Linked DNA regions of Mus musculus: regions 2 and 3 are each linked to region 1. Evidence: chromatin loops called from intact Hi-C (ENCODE). Cell type or tissue: left cerebral cortex. All regions are shown on one strand.

Region 1 (4,000 bases):
AGGCCAGGATGACCTCAAACTCAGAAATCTGCCTGCCTCTGCCTCCCAAGTGCTGGGATTAAAGGTGTGTGCCACCACTGCCCAGCTGTTTGACATTTTGCTACAATTTTCCTATTTTTTTTTTTCCTTTAAGGCTTACTAATCCCTTTCCATCTTTTTCTCAAAGTGAGTGGTTGGCGATCCTGGAATCCCTGTCTTTGCATTCCTCTCTGAGTTCACAATATTGTCTACACTACTAAGAAACAAAAAGTAGTTCACAAATGGATGTGGACATTTCAGTTGAGGATGGGTAGCATGGCTCTGATCTTCAGAGAAGGAATAACTGGTTTCCAGGGACAATCAGACACTACTTTTACTGTGCAAGGAATAGCAGGGAAAACCACTCATGTTAGAGACACAGCCTTCCATTCACAGAAACTGCTTTAATTCTGGTCTAAGAAACATTTTACCTAATTCAAATAATTCCCTGTTAATACCTTCCCCTTAAGTAGCCAGATTTGTCAAGAGTGCTATCTGAATATTATTAAATTATTGAATTCTTTGGCAGCCTTTGTGGCAATAGGTTTTTCTTTTTTGCATATGTATTTTTTGAAATTATTTTACATACAATGTATTCTGATCAGTGTTTCCTCTCCTCCAGTTCCTCCCAGCCCCCCCCAACTCCCCACCCACCAAACTCAGACCCCTTTCTCGCTCTCTTTTTAGAAAACAAACAGGCAACCCTCCCAAAAAAAAATACCAGAATGTAAAAATTTAAAAAGGGAAAAAGCACAACACACGCGCACACACAACCTTATTAAAAACAAAAAAATAAAAAACTATAATATATAAACAAAAGGTCAGTAAGAGAAAGTAACAAACAAAAACAAAACAAAACAAAAAAAAAAACAACCCACATAAGCGATATGAAACAAAAAAAAATCTGCAAAAATACCTTTTTTTACAGATACCAGTTTTTAGTACCCCAGACTGGCCTCAACCTTTTGACAATACAACTCAACTTCCTGGCAGAGTGTAGGGATTGCAGATACGCCACCGTTCCAAACAAAGCAGGAAAAGGAAAAGGACATTTTATAGAAAGGGAAATTTCCGACTTTTAAGGAGTCACTTCTGAGAATAAAACATGCAAGCGTTTACTTTTCTCTGCGTAGACTTTGACACCAAAGAGGCTAAAAGCAGAGTGACAGGCCAGCAGCTGCAGCCACGTGGTTTCAGGTAACCGCGTTCACCCAGCTGCCTAACCCTCTTCCTTGTGGCCTCAGCGCGTTTCTATTTTAAGCACGTTGGTAATTGTTTGTCTCAACCCTTCATATTTTTTCTGCAGGTCTTTTTTTTTTTTTTTTTTTTTTTTGCATCTTCGAAGGCTTCTCCTTATCTTTGTTCAGATACAAAGAGCAGCGCCTGTATTTTCATATCGCTACCCACCATCAGAATCACGCCACACGGTCCTTTTGCTGAGTACACTGCCGACCAATCACTGCAGATCGAAATAACCGAACGTTTAAAAAGCATCAGTTGAAAAGGAAGCTACAAATGGAAGTTGGATTATTTTGTTTTGTTGTTTAACAGCTTAATTTGTAGATAAAGAGTAAAGAGAGAACGCAGTAGAAAGAGTTGTAGCCTGCTCTCCTCCGTGAGAACAGCGCCACCGTCTGGATTCCCAGGGTTTGCTCAGTGAACAAATTTAGGAGGTTTGTATTCGAGTGGCGTGTAGGTAGAAAACCTAAGGTTTTGTTTTGCTTTTATATTAACATCTATCAATTCATTCATTTGCGTTTTGGGAAAAGAGTGCTTTATTATTTAAACCGTTTTCTCCCTGAGAAGTTTATAAGCTAAAAATAACAATTTTACTCTCCCTAGACAGATTTGTGTATACTGTATCTCTCAGAAATTGACTGTAGTAGTACCAGATACTTACATGGCTTCTTTTATAGGTCCTATTATTATAAAATTATTATTTCAACAGGGATTAATTTTGTATGTCCTTCCTCAGTATGTTTTCTCCAAAACTGCCTGATCGTAACTGCATGTTTATTAAGTTTGAAGTTTTGATTTTTTTCTCAACACTAGTGATTAATTAGGCTGCACAATAAAAAAAAAAATCAGTCCCATGAAACTGAAATTTTTGCCAAAAAATTCTAAGCACATAAAATCACTACTGACATCATTATACATAAGTTAATTGGAACACCAAAATATGGCACATATAAATGCATACATATGGTTCTATACAATAGTAAAAATTCTCATTAGTATGCAAAGTAATGCAAATTCTAAGCTCTTCTCAAATTGAAAGCATTATAATATTTGCCAAAATCCTTATTATTCCCATGAATGAACAGAAGAGCTTATCTGAACATAAAAAATGGCATTCGCCGCTGAACAATCGCTTTTCTTGTATTGTATTGTATTGTATTGTATTGTATTGTATTGTATTGTATTAGGATGTTTTAATCAATGGCCCTTCTTGCCATTGTTTTTCATAATCAGCCTTAACATGCTAATGTTCCATTCAGTTGCCAAAATCAGTCTCATCCTACACTGAGCCACGTGCTTCCCCTAAAGTGAAGCCAAGAACAACTGTTTCATAGAAAACAAAGGGTCAGTCCCCTCCGTGGTGGTGTAGGAGGCTGTGGGCAGACAAGCATCTTCCGGGTCTAGTCCTCCCGTTACTTTGTTTCAGTCTTAGTCTTGAAGATGTTACCCACCCGCTAGTTTACTCTGTAACCTTGTCTCCCCCCATCATTCTAACTCTACTAAGCCTATGTCCAACACTGAGCACTTACAAAGCTTGCTGTCCAGTGTGGTTCGTATCTGTTCATCCATCTCATTAGAACTGAAAGAAGTGGGTGCCATTAGTTTTCCTTTTCTGCAGCCCGAAGAACAAAGAGATGGGATCCGTTTTCCCTGAACCACCGAGTTATTAAGAGTCTGCCATGGATGCCTTAATGCTCTGCTGCTTCTCCTCTGATGTGAAATGGCGACTCACTGTGGCCTTTGATGCCGAGCACCACTTTGCATCTTACTATTGTTTAAATGCAAGCATCTTCTAAATAATGACCAAATGATTTTTGTAAGCTTTTCCTGCTCCCACAACCCTCTGCCTCCCGCATCTGCTAGTTTTTGATCTTGCATGCACGTATTTAAATTGTTCTTCCTTCCAAAGTCATTCATATCTAAAACCTACTTATTGAAAAATCAACTATGTAATTTATAAACGATTATCTAATGCTTAAGCTCTATGGTCCAAGGTCAGCATTATCAAAACGCATGTCGCGTGTATGGTTTGAACCGGCAACTCTGCTTGGTAATCTTTTCTCTCTCATCATCCATGGGCTAATGCTGCTTAACCCGGTGGACATGTTCATTTCATCGTTTGCAAAAACAAAACAACAAAAATATAATGTATGCTCATGGGGTACTCCTATAAGAAGTAGGAGTTACACTGTCATTAAAAAGAATGAGTCTCACAGAAGTGTATGCTCACAGTCAGCTAATGGATGGATCACAGGGCTCCCAATGGAGGAGCTAGAGAAAGTACCCAAGGAGCTAAAGGGATCTGCAACCCTATAGGTGGAACAACATTATGAACTAACCAGTACCCCGGAGCTCTTGACTCTAGCTGCATATGTATCAAAAGATGGCCTAGTCGGCCATCACTGGAAAGAGAGGCCCATTGGACACGCAAACTTTATATGCCCCAGTACAGGGGAACGCCAGGGCCAAAAAGGGGGAGTGGGTGGGTAGGGGAGTGGGGGTGGGTGGGTATGGGGGACTTTTGGTATAGCATTGGAAATGTAAATGAGCTAAATACCTAATAAAAAATGGAAAAAAATTAATCTAAAAAAAAAGAAAAAGAATGAGTCTCCCAGCTCTGACACACCCAGGATCTCAGGATTGCAGGATCCCAGAATCACAGGATCACAGAGAAAGCTTGACTCTGAGGAGTTCTGACACAACCAGGATCGCAGGAATGACAGGCTCCAGTCAGATATAGTGC
Region 2 (4,000 bases), 640 kb before region 1:
CGTGTCAGGTAAAATTACTAACCTGATATCTTGGTCTAACGGACATTGGTAACGGACATTGGTTAAAACTGCTGTACGGTAATGCATGTTATAAGACATTCTGGATGTTGGTCATTGGGAGGAAACCTGAAGGAGTAAATATGCCCGAATGGTGATATCTACATCCTTTAAAAACCCTGGCAAAGCATGTATCTACCTCAGCATTTAAAGATCATGTTTCCCCAGTGATTGTAAGCCTGGCTTCTGCCACATCAGCAGGTCAGCCATTACTGACCCAATCGATAGCATGTCCAGGTTAACTGCTGTGGATGCTCTGCCCACCTGATGGCTTCATTGCTGCAACTAGGAAAAGTCCGCTTGGCTCCCCGGCTCCTGAGTGCGTGTCATTGAGAATCACACACAGTGTGTGCATCCGGTACATGGCTTTAAGGTACTTTCGGCCACATCTGTGAACAGGGCCTTCGGAATCAGACACTTAGGTCTTACTCAGGAGTGGGTCTTACTTAACTCCAGACACTTCACTTGTCAAAGGCTCTCTGCCAGTTTGCTGACAAGATCAAAGGGGGCAAAGCATCAGAGTGTTTCCCCTCCCCCATATTAAGAATGTGAGTGACAGGTTCTGGTCTCCCTTTCTCAGCGTCTACTTAAAGGCAAGTCTCCTGCAACAATTGCATACGTGACAATGGTTCCTTCATAATCATGATTGCAACATCTGTCATGGTAAGAGTGACACAGTGTCTGCTCTGTGTCTGGGCGAGCATGCGGCCACCCATTCTTATGCCCGTTCTCCATATTATCTTTACATGGCCGCTGCGCACGATTTTGTGGTTTTGTCCTCGCATACAGCCGCTGTGCCTTCCCTCATACACTGTCTGTGAAAGACCACGGAGCTGCGGAAGGAAGCCCCTCCCCCTTTACGTAGCGATGGAAAAGCAGGGCTCTGAAGGCCAGTCTATAACTAAGCAGCACAAATGGCTCTCATTTATCTCTGTCTTTATTGAGTATTCAGTACTAAACGTCAATATATAGGAGCGTGTGAAAATAGGTATAGATCCGCAAAGGGTCAATTAAAGTGACAAACGCACCGTCCTTCACACCCTGCTCCTTGACAAATACAAGATCATCACTTTTAACTTTAACTTTAAGCAAGCAGAAAGCTCAGAGACACACCTTGGTTCTTTAGCATAGAGCATATCTATTTAAAGAGTAGATCTGTGGGGACCTAAAAGTATCCTTTCAGATCAAGAATAAAGCTAACTATAATTTACGTGTAGTGTCAAACACATTTTACCGTATTTAGGCTTTAGGTAAACTGCTGGTGTGCAGGTGATTTGTGCCTTCTGTATGATCACCCAACGAATACGTTGACTTGTTCTGATCTTTCATTCTTCAATTATATTGACTAAGTAAGGATTTCTGTGGCTCGCTGGTAAATTTTTGGATGATTCCACATTTTGCCATTGTCTGTGTTATACAACAGTCTGATCCCCATGTCCTTCCAAAGAGAGCTCATTGGATCGTTGAAAGCCTCTTCTACCCCAACAAAGCCTAAGGAAAAAATAAAAAATAAAAAAAATAAAAAAAATAAAAAATTAAATCATGCAACATACCCACTAGATGGCGCACTAACAACAGTGATTCTCCAGCATGGGGGGACCAAAAATCAAATTTTTGAAATCTACAGAAAATTAAAACAGTAGATAGAGTGAATGTACTATTATGTTGTTTTTAAATTATTTTTTTAAATGTGGCTTATGCGTACAAGTGTGTGTGTATGTGTGTTTTTATGTGTTCTAAACTCAGAAGTTCTTCCTGTTTGCTCCACAAACATTTTAAGGACGAAGCCCCTACATCTCTATTACGGAGCAAGTGCAAGTGTCGGAAGGTTGACTGTGGAGCCTGCAAGATTATGGCTCAGAAGGAGAAGGCACTCATCTCCAAACCGGACAACCCGAATTCAATGCTCAGAACCCACAAGCCAGAAGGAGGGAAGCAACCTTGCAAGTTGTCCTCTGACTTGCACACGTGCGCTATATCACACACACACACACACACACACACACACACACACACACACACACACACTAAATAAAAGAATTAAAGACTAAAGTTGACTGCAGATGTGAATTTCTATGAAGCAAATTTCCTTTTCCCGTTGATCCCTATTATAAAGTCAAAGATTCCTCCCCGCTTGGCCCCCTAAAAATAGGGAATGTTGATCAAGATGTAATAAATTGTCATGGAGAACAGTGACAAATCTTTTGTATTGACTTATTTGAAAGGAAATTGTATTTTTTTTGACATGTTAAAAAAGGTGTCAAAATGTCACCCTCGAGTGCTGTGTGGTGAAGATTAATTTATGGTTGGTGCAATGTCATACAGGCCTAGAGAAGTAAATGACATTTTCTCTGCACTGAATAGATGGGTGATAATCACTGAGTTGCCGACTGTTGTGCCAAAATGAGTCCCAGCAGTCATGGCGGCAGGGGTGGGGTAGGGGGTGGGGTGAGGGATCAGGGGGTGTGCCGGGGAATTTAGAGACAGATGGTAAGGGTCAGAAGAAAGGAGAAGAATCAAGAACTTCACAGGCAGGAATGAACATGGATGGCAGTCCACCATCCCCAGCAATGTTCTGAAAGTCCACCACAGCAGTCGCACACTGACTGACGGGAACTGGAAAGGCTGTGAGGGTTTCATGAAGAGTCCTTAGTGACGCCACGGCTCCTTTTTAAAATCATGAATTTCCTTATTAGGAAGGCACGTGGGACTGATGCTTCTTTCAAGGTCTAATTCATGGCTAACTCAAAGTAAAATTCTTAACTAGTAGGCACGAATCTTCCTCTAATAGCTACCTGCCTTTGTCTACCTATTTTCCTCTCCCAGAGACGTGATTTCTAACTACGACAAGCCTGCTCGCTGTCCTGGGTGTGGTTCATTTCTTTCTCCCTTTGTACTTTGCTATAGCAAAGATGGCAGACTGTCTTTCTGACAACACACACAAATCTCAACCTGTTTTTCTAAGCCCAGCCCTCCCTTACAACCAGATGGGGCTCTGAGTAATTCTTGTCAGTGGAATGTGACTTGAAGTAATGGCACGCTCTCTGGGCTTTCGCCCTTTGCAGCTGCAGGGGCATCCTGGATGATCTTAGAGGCCCCATAGAGAAAGTCCTAGAGACTCCCACTTTAGAGTTTCAAATGACAGTATGGGTAAGGGTCTTCCTCCATCTCCACCCCTCTTTTGCCATGCAGCCAGAAAGCCTTGTTTTGGATTTTATGTGAGTGAGAAATGAACTTTTATTTTGCTAAGACCTGGGCTTCAGTTTGCCTCCAGTTTCAGACCAATCATCTGCACCCCACATCCCAAGGAACTGGCTGGGCACCAGGAGGAGCTCGCGGCTTTTGATAGGGTTGAAGGAAGGCAGCGGGCAAGCGAGGTTAAAGGGGGACTCCATGTGAGGCTGACACAACCCATAAACCCGTGAGGGAACGGGTTAGGTTTCATAAACGAAGTTTGATACAAAAGATTTTTTTCAAAGCTTTGTGTGAAGAGCTTTTGGGGCTGCCTTCTAGGAATTTGGCAGGAATTTTGACATCGGGATAGCACAAGGAAGTAGGCTCAAGATGAATCCTGCTGAGGTCTATGTCCTTTTATCTGGATGGGTCTTGTTAAGACTCTGAGTACAGTAATCGTGGGACCTTTGTTTATGCCTTGCTTGTTCCTTAGCTACTCTGTTTATGTCTTAGGACTGACTATATTTTTTGTATGTACCTAGAATGGTATAAAATCAGACTGGAATAAAATAAAATAAAATATAAAAAAAATAAAATAAACCCACTTCAGCCTCAGCGTGGTTGGAGCCATGTTATAGCGTTGTCTAATTGGCTTTTTCTTTTCAATCCTCACTCCCTCCCTGGAGACCCAGTTGACTGACTGAGCTGGCTTGGTCAGGTTTGTTTTTATTTTCGTGTGTAAGTCTGTTTACACTGTGTGTGTGCCCTT
Region 3 (4,000 bases), 120 kb before region 1:
ACTGCGTTTCTGGCTCTGTGTGCTTGCTGCAGTGACAACCAGCACGGCCTTTGGCAGAAGCTCAGCTGCCTGGCCAGCTTACTTCAGCTGTGCCTTTGTGTTCTTTGTGTGGTATTGGTTGGGTCCTTCGACTCCAGATTTTATTTCTGACCTCATTAGGGATTTCTTCAATGTTTCCTTTCTAAGTGCAGGTCTCTGCAATTTCCCTTCTCCTATCTTCAAGTTTCCCAAGGCTTTCTTCTGCTTGCCCAAACGTGGTTTTGATTCCTTTTGTGATTTAAAAAAAATTATTTATTGTATTTTTCTGCTCCGGCATTTATTTTTAAGTTTCTAGCTCTTTATTAATAGCTTTCCTTGTCTCAAGTATTTCTGGTGTGTGTGTGTTTAGTGTGTGATATTCTGCATATCCTCTCTCAGTCCTTTGAGCACCTACCAATACTGTGCCTGCCTATAAGGCAAGGGTTCTAACGTCTGAGTCTAGAAGATCCACCATTAAATGTTTTTCAGAGACATTTTTTTTGGTTCATCCACCCCCCACACACATGAGTTTTCTGTTTGTTTGGTTTTTTTTTTTTTTTTGAAACAGTCTTGTGAGGCCCAGCCTGGCCTGGAACTTAACACAGCAGGGGGTAATTTTGAAATCCTGCCGTCCTGACTCGGCCTCCCAAGGACTGGGATCACGAGTGTGCAGTCACACCCAGCCAATAGATCTTGCATGCTTAGTTCTCTGCATACTTTGTGCTTTTCTCGTTGGTGTTGGAACCTAGGGCTTCAGCCCGACTGTGTGGTAAGCTGCACCGCACACCCTCCTCCCTTCAGCACTGTTAGGCTTTTTGCCTCCCTTGGCTTGTTGGCTTTGGTTGCAGTGGCTACTTCTGCGCCGAGAGCATTGCTCCCGGTGAACGTGTACAGCCTTCCTAGGTTTTCTTCTGAGCACGTATCCTGCCCTGGACATGCAGATGTCCCAACGCCCCCATTAGAACGCTCTAGTCTTCGTGTCCGATCCCAGAAGAAGAAGGAGAAACAAAGGGAGGAAAAAGCCCTGGACTCTCTAATGTTCTAGAAGTTCCTTCAGCCAGAAGTAGGGAGACCCACAGTAAGGAAAGGGGTGCGCCACAATCCTGCCTGCTTCCTTGTACCTATGTGCTGATGGGCAGCAGTCACCAAGCACATCCCAATACTGGTTTGTTAATTTATTGACTATCACTATTAATTTGCCTCTCTTCATCCCCTCCCCCAGTGTGTATACACTTCTTTGGGAATAAAAACACAACTTCCTGCCAGAAGCTAAGGGGTGGAAGTAAGTTGGGGGTGAAACTGCTGTTACATTAGAGCTCAGAGAGCTGGTGAGCTCAGTGGTTAAGAGCTCCGACTACTCTTCTGAAGGCCATGAGTTCAAATCCCAGCAACCACATGATGGCTCACGTTAGAGCTCAGAGTCAGCAAAGCTACCTGCAAATTTCTGCCCAAGCCTGGCTTCAAATGATTCTTCCATGAGGCCGGCTGTCTGAACCAGGAGACAGCTTCCTGGTGCTTCCTAGTCTCATCTCTCCTCTCCAGAACCTTCTTCCTAAAGGCTGGTGGTGCTGTGTTACAGAGAATTCTGGTTCCCATGACCACAGATCATCTGGGAGGAGCAATCCAAAGGAAGACGGTTGGGAGGGGTTAGGGAGGGGGTGGAAGAGGCTAACCCGCTGGCCCCCATGTTGTAAGTGGTGCCCCAGAAGAGCTTCCTCACCTCCCTGGCTATCACCTCAGCCATTCCTGGTCCACCAAAGCCATCACTCTGCTGCCCACTGAGCACCCCCTGCTCTAGGTCATCTCCTCACTCTCAGTAGGCTGGGCACACCTGCTCTTCCAAGGAGCTCTTGTAGGAAAAGGCTGCCACAGATGAGTCCTGCCCCACACCATCAAGGGCTTCTACTCCACTAGCGGCATCTTAATAATCCAGGAAAATGCTGGCTTCTTCCACTCTTGAACCTCTCACTAGATTACATCTCTAATCAAAGAGAAATTTTCTTCAAACTTCCTTTCTTTTTCTTTTTATGAGAGACTCTCTCTTTTACCGTTAAACCTTTTTGCAGATTGGAGAATCTGGTTTTTCTACTTCTTTATATATTTTTTTCGATTAAAATAACATTACATCACTTTCTCCCCTTCCTTTGCCTTCCTCTAACCCCCTCCTATGTCCCTCCCACTCTCAAATCGCTAGCTTCTTTTCTCTTTCTCTTTATTATTGTTACACACATGCACATATGTGTATATGTATACATAAATATATAGAAATAACCTGTTGTGTCCGTTTATGTTGTTTGCCAGTGATGTTCACTCTGTACTAGACAACCAATTAGGGCACTCTTCCCTGAGAGGCTAATTCTGTCTTTCTCAGCCTTTCTTGTTCCTGTAATTCTCCGCTAGGGGGCACCCTGTGAAACGTCCCTGTCCAGGTCCATCGATAATGCCGCTGTTCTGGTTTTGTTTGTACAATCCTTCTAGGTGAGACTGTTTCACAGCCGACTATGGAGTTCTGGCTCATACATTCTTCTTCGATGTTTCCTTTGCCATAGATGCAGGAGCTGCAATGTAGATTTTCTGTTGGGGCTACTTTGTATCCAGTTGCAGTTTTCTGGGATACTCTCCATTTGCTGTGAGGAGAGGCTTTACTGATGAGGGCTGATGGTTACATTGTATCTGTGGTATAATGATAGGATTTACGATGTTTTAAGGAATTATGTACCTCTGTCTAGCAAAATGGCAATAGTAGGGGTTTTTTCCCCTAATGTCCATGACCTTACTAGCTCTGGGAAACTGGCTAGGTTTTCAGTATCACATGATTTGCTTCCCGTTAAGAAGGCATTAAGTTCAGTTAGACAGCTCTTGGTTACCACCGACATTTAAGCGCCACGATGGTGCCTTTACAGGTGTCTCATTCTGCCGTTCATTGTGTGGTTCATAGAGGTTGCAGCTGGTAGGACTATTCATTTCTTTCCACCCTTAGCAATTTGCACAGTGTTTTCTGGTACCAAGGAAAACTAGAACTCAGGAAGGAAGTTTTCAGGTTGGATTCATCTCAAATGTAAGACCCTTTTACATGACTAATTATTGAGTGCATTCCAACTGAATTCTTGGATCTCCACAAGTCAGAAAATACATTCGGCATCTTCCAAGAACTCTCCACTTTCTATTGTATAAGAAACCAGTCTGCTTAGATCATGTAGATGACCTCTAGGGGGCAGTGCTTCCTAACCCCACGTAACAACCCTTGGGGCTTTGCTCTGTAAGTAGCAAAGACAGGCTTCCCCTAAATGGTGTGTAGAGTTACTGTTTTAAGTTAACATACAAAGTAACGAGCTTCATAGTGACTTTGTAACACATTATCCATTGTGTCCTTAGTTCCCTTCCTCCCCCCCCAATACTTTCCTATTCTTTCCTATCATTTGTATTTTATTACTGTCATGTTTCTCCTTCCTTTCTTCCCATGATCCCATTTAGTTTAATAATGCACACACATAAATGAATACACTCACTTATATACATACATGTGCATATATATTATAAAAAATTCAGGTCCTACATACAAGAGACATTATGTTGTATTTGTCTGAGTCTGCTTGTTTCCTGGAATGTAATGTTTTACAGTTGCATCTGATGTCTTGCAAATTTCATGACTTTAGTTTTCTTCACAGTTGTATAACATTCCTTTGTATAGATGAAAAAGAAACTGTGTCCATTTTCATATATATATGAAATACATATATATACATTTACATATATATTTACATATATTTTAATTATTTAAATTATTATTAGATATACATATATATTTGAATTATTGTTGTTGTTGTTGTTTATTCACTTTACATCCCACTCCCTGCCCCCTCCTGGTCACCTCCTCCCACAATCCTTCCTCCCTCCTGCCTTCTCCTCTGAGCAGATGGAGGCCCCCCTGGGTATCTCTCACCCTGGCACAACAAGTCTCTTATGAGAATAGGCGCATCTT

The links. A loop is a pair of places that touch in the nucleus more often than their neighbours do. Peaks named below come from ENCODE experiments on the same cell type or tissue, not always from the same donor. Only the 100,000 strongest peaks of a DNase experiment are listed, where the experiment ranks them.
Region 2: a loop joins it to region 1, with 2.9 times the contacts of the local background. A loop is called at or near these places in 7 of 42 quality-filtered maps.
Region 3: a loop joins it to region 1, with 6 times the contacts of the local background. A loop is called at or near these places in 38 of 42 quality-filtered maps.

The regions. Positions count from the first base shown.
Region 1 is chr15:96,540,893-96,544,892 of GRCm38, reverse strand. No RefSeq gene overlaps it. Among named protein-coding and RNA genes, the nearest start is that of Gm32406, 36 kb to the right of the region's middle. In left cerebral cortex, a CTCF peak has its summit at 1,648 (motif pointing left); DNase peaks (open chromatin) are centred at 1,611 and 2,521; H3K4me3 peaks cover 664 bases; H3K27ac peaks cover 847 bases.
Region 2 is chr15:97,185,656-97,189,655 of GRCm38, reverse strand. Gm33253 (a long non-coding RNA gene) reads right to left here. Exons shown (of 4, transcript XR_003951518.1): 3 at 1,292-1,548. It overlaps Gm33205 (a long non-coding RNA gene), which reads left to right. Exons shown (of 4, transcript XR_875636.1): 4 at 1,838-2,241. Among named protein-coding and RNA genes, the nearest start is that of Gm33253, 4.6 kb to the right of the region's middle. In left cerebral cortex, a CTCF peak has its summit at 1,638 (motif pointing right); no DNase peak of the experiment used is centred here.
Region 3 is chr15:96,665,317-96,669,316 of GRCm38, reverse strand. No RefSeq gene overlaps it. Among named protein-coding and RNA genes, the nearest start is that of Gm22045, 4.5 kb to the left of the region's middle. In left cerebral cortex, CTCF peaks have their summits at 2,411 (motif pointing right) and 3,227 (motif pointing right); DNase peaks (open chromatin) are centred at 2,433 and 3,228; H3K4me3 peaks cover 431 bases.